Regions from separate parts of the Homo sapiens genome. Here region 2 is linked to region 1. A link is a contact called in ENCODE Hi-C or POLR2A ChIA-PET data. All regions are on one chromosome and are shown on one strand. Each heading gives the region's core, a stretch centred on a gene start or an enhancer-like site at or near the end of the contact. The rest is flanking DNA. Distances are from core to core; before and after follow the strand shown.

Region 1 (2,700 bases), core at 175-2,674:
ATAAATGGCGCTGAAAGGACACTCTTGACCACAAAGCAAGATCTCAGAGGCCAGATGACTTGTTTTATAGGCAGTTAAAGCTAATAAAACCCAGAGACATACAGCCCTAAAGGTCACTCATTTTGTTTTACTTTTAACACTGCCTCAATTTCCAAGCCAAAACCTGAAACCAAACCAAACCAAAAATGTAAATAGATAGCTGCCTGAACATGGGCTGGGAAGACAGGTAAACGGTGAGATTCAGGTCTAAAGGGATTCCATTTTAAAAGGAAAGCAGTTCTGTCTGTCTTCAGAGCAAGGTTAAGAGTCCTCGGGAAGGTGCAACGTCTCCCCTGAACACTGTCTCTGCTCTCCCACAGGTATTAGGTTGCAGCGTCTAGGGCACACCACAGACTTTGGCAAGAAAAAAAACGAGTGAAATCTCAGCTTGATGAAAAGAGAGTGCGTTCCCACCTCCAGCTCTGGTGCAGTTCCCACGGAGCAAAGCAAACTCGACTGAATCCAAGTGATCTGTATCTGCCAAAAAGGAGAGGACAAGAAAGCTGGTCACTTAGCCGCCTGGCTGTTCACCTGACCCCTGGGGTTGGGTCTGGGGCGTGTCTAATCAGCCGAGATGGTCCCTCTGCTTCTTCAAGCATGAGCCCAGGTAAATTCCCAGGAATTACCAGACAAGAGCCTGACAAGAGCCGGAGGTCTTCCGAGGCGGCTCAGACAAACCCTTAGACAACACAATCTCCGAAATCTAAATTTAGAAGCTTTTCTGCGAGACCCAGACGCGGGGACTGATACCCCCCGGTCTGCACGCCCACGCCCATCCTCCCCTCCCCCAGCTCCACCCAAGGCTGTCAGACGCCGGGGCCGTCCCCGCCGGGGCCCGAGGAGGCGGGGTGCCCGCGGCCCGCGCAAAAGCCCCCCGGCCCCGCACCCCGCGCCCCGCGCCCGAGAGCGCCAAGGGGCAGCAGGAGGAGCGGCCGGGGAGGAATTGGGGTTGGAAGCGGGGAGGGTGAGCCCGGGCTGCCCCCCTAGGCCGGAGCTGGCCCCCGGCCCTCTCCCCAGTGCAGACAAAAGGACCAACAGCCGGCGGCCGCGAGGGGGCGAGGAGCCCGCATCCCCAGCCCGGACCCGGAGGGAGGGCAGGGGGTCTTTTTACCCGGCGCCTCGGCGCTGCGCTGCGCTCTGGGTCCCTGGGCCCCGCCTCCGGACAGACGGACCGCCGGACAATGGACCCGGGACCGCAGCCCAAGCCAGCCGGGCCGGGGCGCTCCGGGACTGGGCCCCGGCGAGCGGAAGGGGCTCCGGGCCGAGCCGAGCCGGTGGCGGGGAGCCGAGGGGCGGCGCTGCAGACGGACAAAGCCAACAGCAGACAGACAGACGGAGGGGGAAAAAGATGGCGACGCGGGCGGCGGGAGCGCGCGGCTCGCGCACCCGCAGCTAGTGAGGCGCGTGCACGAGCCTCCCTCTCCCCCTCCCCCGCGCCGGCCAGGTCCCCTTCCCCGCGGCCCGGCGCGCGCCTGGCGTTGTGGGCGGGGCCTGAGGAGAGGGGCTCTGGAGAGGAGGGGCTCCGGGGAGCGCCCAATCCCGGGCGCCCGAGAGGGGCTCGCCCGCGTTCCAGGGCTCCGGAACCCCCCGCCTCGCCCATTCCCGGGTCTTTCTCTGGCTGTCTCAGCCGCTCAGCTCCCCCAGACCTTCCTGGACGTGTAAACGCCACCCTACCCAGCCCCGATCCTGGTTTCTTACCCCACCATCGAGTTCAGCCACAAAACCCACAACCCCCAACCACAGCTCCGCCGCAGGCACCCCCTCTCCTTAGCCCGGATCCCCACCACCGTCACAAACCCTCTTCGCCTCATTCCCCCACGCTTCGCGGTGGCTTCGGCTCCCGAGGCTTTGAATGTGACCACGGGCCTTGGTGGGAGGGGCCAAGTTCAGCTGTCAGAACCTCAGAGCTGGGAAATCTTGAGATTTCTTTTGAGTATTTAATTTTCTGACATGATTCTCAACTGATAAAATAACATTGGCTGCAGACCCAGGGGCAGGGGAACTTGTGGCACTGTTGTCACTTGAGGGATGTTTGGGGGCAATGGAGAGCCGTTGGACCTTTTTTTTTTTTTTTTTTTTGAGACAGAGTCTCGCTCTGTCACCCAGGCTGCAATGCAATGGCGCGATCTTCGCTCACTGCAACCTGCGCCTCCCAGGTTCAAGCGATTCTCGTGCTTCAGCCTCCCGAGTAGCTGGGACTACAGGCGTGCACCACCACGCCCAGCTAATTTTTGTATTTTTAGTAGACGGGGTTTCACCATGTTGGCCAGGCTGGTCCCGAACTCCTGACCTCAGGTGATCCTCCCGCCTCGGCCTCTCAAAGTGCTGGGATTACAGGCGTAAGCCACTGTGCCCGGCCTGGTTGGACGCACTTCTAGTCAAACACCTCCTCCTGTCCACGTCCTTCTCTCTCCTAGTTCCTGTTGCCTTCTTTTCTTCCTCTCTTCTAGAATGCCTGAGCCTGCCCTGGCATCGCTTACCTGGAGAAGCAGGGAATGCAGAGGAAAGAAGATGAGATCTGGTATTAGAAGATCTGGCTTTGAGCCCCAGCTCTGCCACCCACCAGCCTGTTGACTTTGGGCAAGTCACTTCCCTGTTCTGAGCCTCTGCTTCCTAAGATGTCAAATGGATAATGATGCAATAATTCCTGGCCTTTACTCT
Region 2 (2,700 bases), core at 29-2,528, 43 kb after region 1:
GAGATACAATTTACATTTTAAAAAAACTCATAGTTTTTTTTTTTTTTAGGCAGTCTTGCTCTGTCACCCAGGCTGGAATGCAGTGGCGTGATCTCGGCTCATTGCAAGCTCCACCTCCCGGGTTCACGCCATTCTCCTGCCTCAACCTCCCAAGTAGCTGGGACTACAGGCATCCCCCACCACGCCTGGCTAATTTTTTTTTGTATTTTTAGTAGAGATGGGGTTTCACCATGTTAGCCAGGATGGTCTTGATCTCCTGACCTTGTGATCTGCCCACATCGGCCTCCCAAAGTGCTGGGATTACAGGCGTGAGCCACCACGCCCGGCAAACCCATACATTTTAAGTGTATACACAGACAATTCCACTCTCTGATCAAGGTATACAACATTACTCTTACCTCAAAGTTCCCTTGTTGCCAGTCAACTCTGCCCTTCCCTCCAGAGTCAGAGCACTATTTTGATTTTTTTGTAATTTAGTTTTCCTGAATCTAGAACTTAAGGAAACATACAGTAGATGTGTGTGGGGGCATGATCTTAATATAAAATACTAGATGGAAGACTGGAAATACAGATCAGACTATTATAACAAAATAACTTGGACATTATATTCCTTTAAAAAAACTTTGCCCCCAATCCCTAAAGAATGTTGGTTCTTAAGGAAGCAGTGTTTGTTCTATCAGAATCCTATTATCACTCCTTGGACTTAGTTGGTAAAGTAACAGACCTTATGAAAAGGAACAGTCGATTGCTCTGTGGATGTGGCCCCATGTATCCCACTTTGATTTCCCTTAAACTTTTTTCTCACCACAGGAAAGTAAAACAGGATTCAACCCTAATTAGAAAATGTAGATATTAACTGTCATTCAAATGTTTATTAGCCTCTAGAATTAACTTTTTTTTAGCCAGATGCGGTGGCTCACACCTGTAATCCAGCACTTTGGGAGGCTGAGGTGTGTGGATCACTTGAGATCAGAGTTCAAGGCCAACCTGGTGAAACCCTCTCTCTACTAAAAATACAAAAATTAGCCAGGTGTGGTGGCATGCGCCTGTAATCCCAGCTACTCAGGAGGCTGAGGCAGGAGAATTGCCTGAACCCAGGAGGCAGAGGTGCAGTGAGCTGAGATCACGCCAACTGCACTCCAGCCTGGGTGACAGAGGGAGACTGTCTCAAAAAAAAAAAAAAAAGTTTGTGAACTAAGGTTTTCTCCTGTGTTTTGATCATTTTATTTTTACTGCCAAAGGGGATCTGAGTCATTTCTCTGGTATTTGTAACGTTGTGCTCCTTGCCCTAATTAGGTCCTGGACCCAAGCCAGAAGCCTCTGCAAAGCTTCCTTCCAGACCTGCAGATAACTATGACAACTTTGTCCTACCAGAGTTGCCATCTGTGCCAGACACACTACCAACTGCATCTGCTGGTGCCAGCACCTCAGCATCTGAAGACATTGACTTTGATGATCTTTCCCGGAGGTTTGAAGAGCTGAAAAAGAAAACATAGGTCTCTTAAACCAGGCAACTTTCACGTTTTGGGAGTTGAGACTGAGCAATTTCTCCTTGTAACAAAGAATCTCCATGAAATTCTGTTTCATCTGTTAACCGTCACTCAGCACAACACTCCCTCTGGGCTCTCTTCCTGCTCCTCCAGATTCTGCTGCTTTCCAGTTCTCTGTTGATCCTGAGACTAACAATTGGAGACTGAGGCCAGAGCAACTGGCTCCTGGCAGCTGTGCTTGTCCGTTTCCTGTCAGAGTGATCCCAGGTTTCCTCCTGGCCCGTCCCATGGTCCCTCCACAGGAGTGTGAGAGGATGGGGGAAGCACTGTGGGAAGACCACCAAAGATGGCTGGACAGTGGGAGAGAGCACGTTGTGAAGCATCCCAGCCTCGTGTTGAGGTTCCAGACTTAGAAACAGACCCCTCTGTACAGGGGGATTGTGGTGAGTGAGAATCAAGGCCACCTTGTGTGTTTTCTCACTCTCGAATGCAAGTGGGAGAGGGAAAATGACTCGGGACGCCATTGTAACGGTTCCTGGAAGCTGGGCCCTCTCATTGGCATATACAGTACTCCTCGCTGCAGGGCACTGTCCCACCGGGATCCAGTTGCAAAGTTTGTCTTGACAGTTGAAGGCCTCGCTTAGTTGTACTGGATTCTCAGGGAGCCCTCTGTGGCCTTTTGCTTTGCGTGCTGTTTCCCTTGTACCAGAGGGCGGCACCGTGGAAATTCTGTTTTCCCTGTAGCATATTGTGTTGGATTGCATTACTGGCAGAGAAAGGACAAGGTGCCATTCAAGTCCTAGGGTGGGCTTCCAGCTGCCTTAATAGAAGTACTCAAGTCTTTTGGGTAGTGAGCTGGAAAGCCTACAGGAAAAGAGGGGTACCTGTTTTCATTTGAAAACTTTGATTCATGGAACCTTTAAAACTAATCTCAGAAAAATTTTTGGTGCCCATGCAGCTGTAGTTGTTCACTGCTTTCCTGGATGGATGGGACTCTTATGTCATAACTTCTGTTACTCCTTTGGCCCATAGCTAAGGTCATCCTTCCCCACAGGGGTGGCTTTGGGATTGGATGATACAGCTTTTGCTTCTGTGTAGTATACCTGTACATACTTGTTTCAGGCAGCCTTTCTTTAATGTTTTCAGTTGGTTTGTATTCTGTAGCTCAGTAGCTGCTAATAAAGTTAAAGATCCTGTGTCCTGCTTTCTC

The links. A loop is a pair of places that touch in the nucleus more often than their neighbours do. ChIA-PET counts read pairs that join two places held with the same protein, here RNA polymerase II (POLR2A). Pooled maps may share reads with other maps.
Region 2: a loop to region 1 is called in a map of endothelial cell of umbilical vein, with 4 times the contacts of the local background. The contact joins the enhancer-like site here to the promoter of ZNF821 in region 1. A Hi-C loop is called at or near these places in 16 of 168 maps with a recorded cell type or tissue (CD4-positive, alpha-beta memory T cell, Calu3, G401 and 10 more), 7 of 37 single-sample maps with no recorded cell type and 22 of 50 pooled maps. POLR2A ChIA-PET finds 5 or more read pairs at or near these places in 30 of 52 experiments (A549, A673, AG04449 and 23 more).

The regions. Positions count from the first base shown.
Region 1 is chr16:71,882,758-71,885,457 of GRCh38, forward strand. ZNF821 (zinc finger protein 821) reads right to left here and starts at 1,425. Exons shown (of 8, transcript NM_001201552.2): 1 at 1,151-1,425; 2 at 454-516. RefSeq lists enhancers at 251-450, 2,291-2,700 and silencers at 811-930, 951-1,710.
Region 2 is chr16:71,926,318-71,929,017 of GRCh38, forward strand. IST1 (IST1 factor associated with ESCRT-III) reads left to right here. Exons shown (of 10, transcript NM_001270975.2): 10 at 1,297-2,700. The coding sequence ends at 1,496. Among named protein-coding and RNA genes, the nearest start is that of IST1, 32 kb to the left of the region's middle. Within about 2 kb of position 1,279, at least 15 of the 41 ENCODE cell types and tissues checked have a DNase peak (open chromatin) inside an H3K27ac peak, as active enhancers do; they include ascending aorta, endothelial cell of umbilical vein, heart left ventricle and 2 more, where a contact is called at or near this core.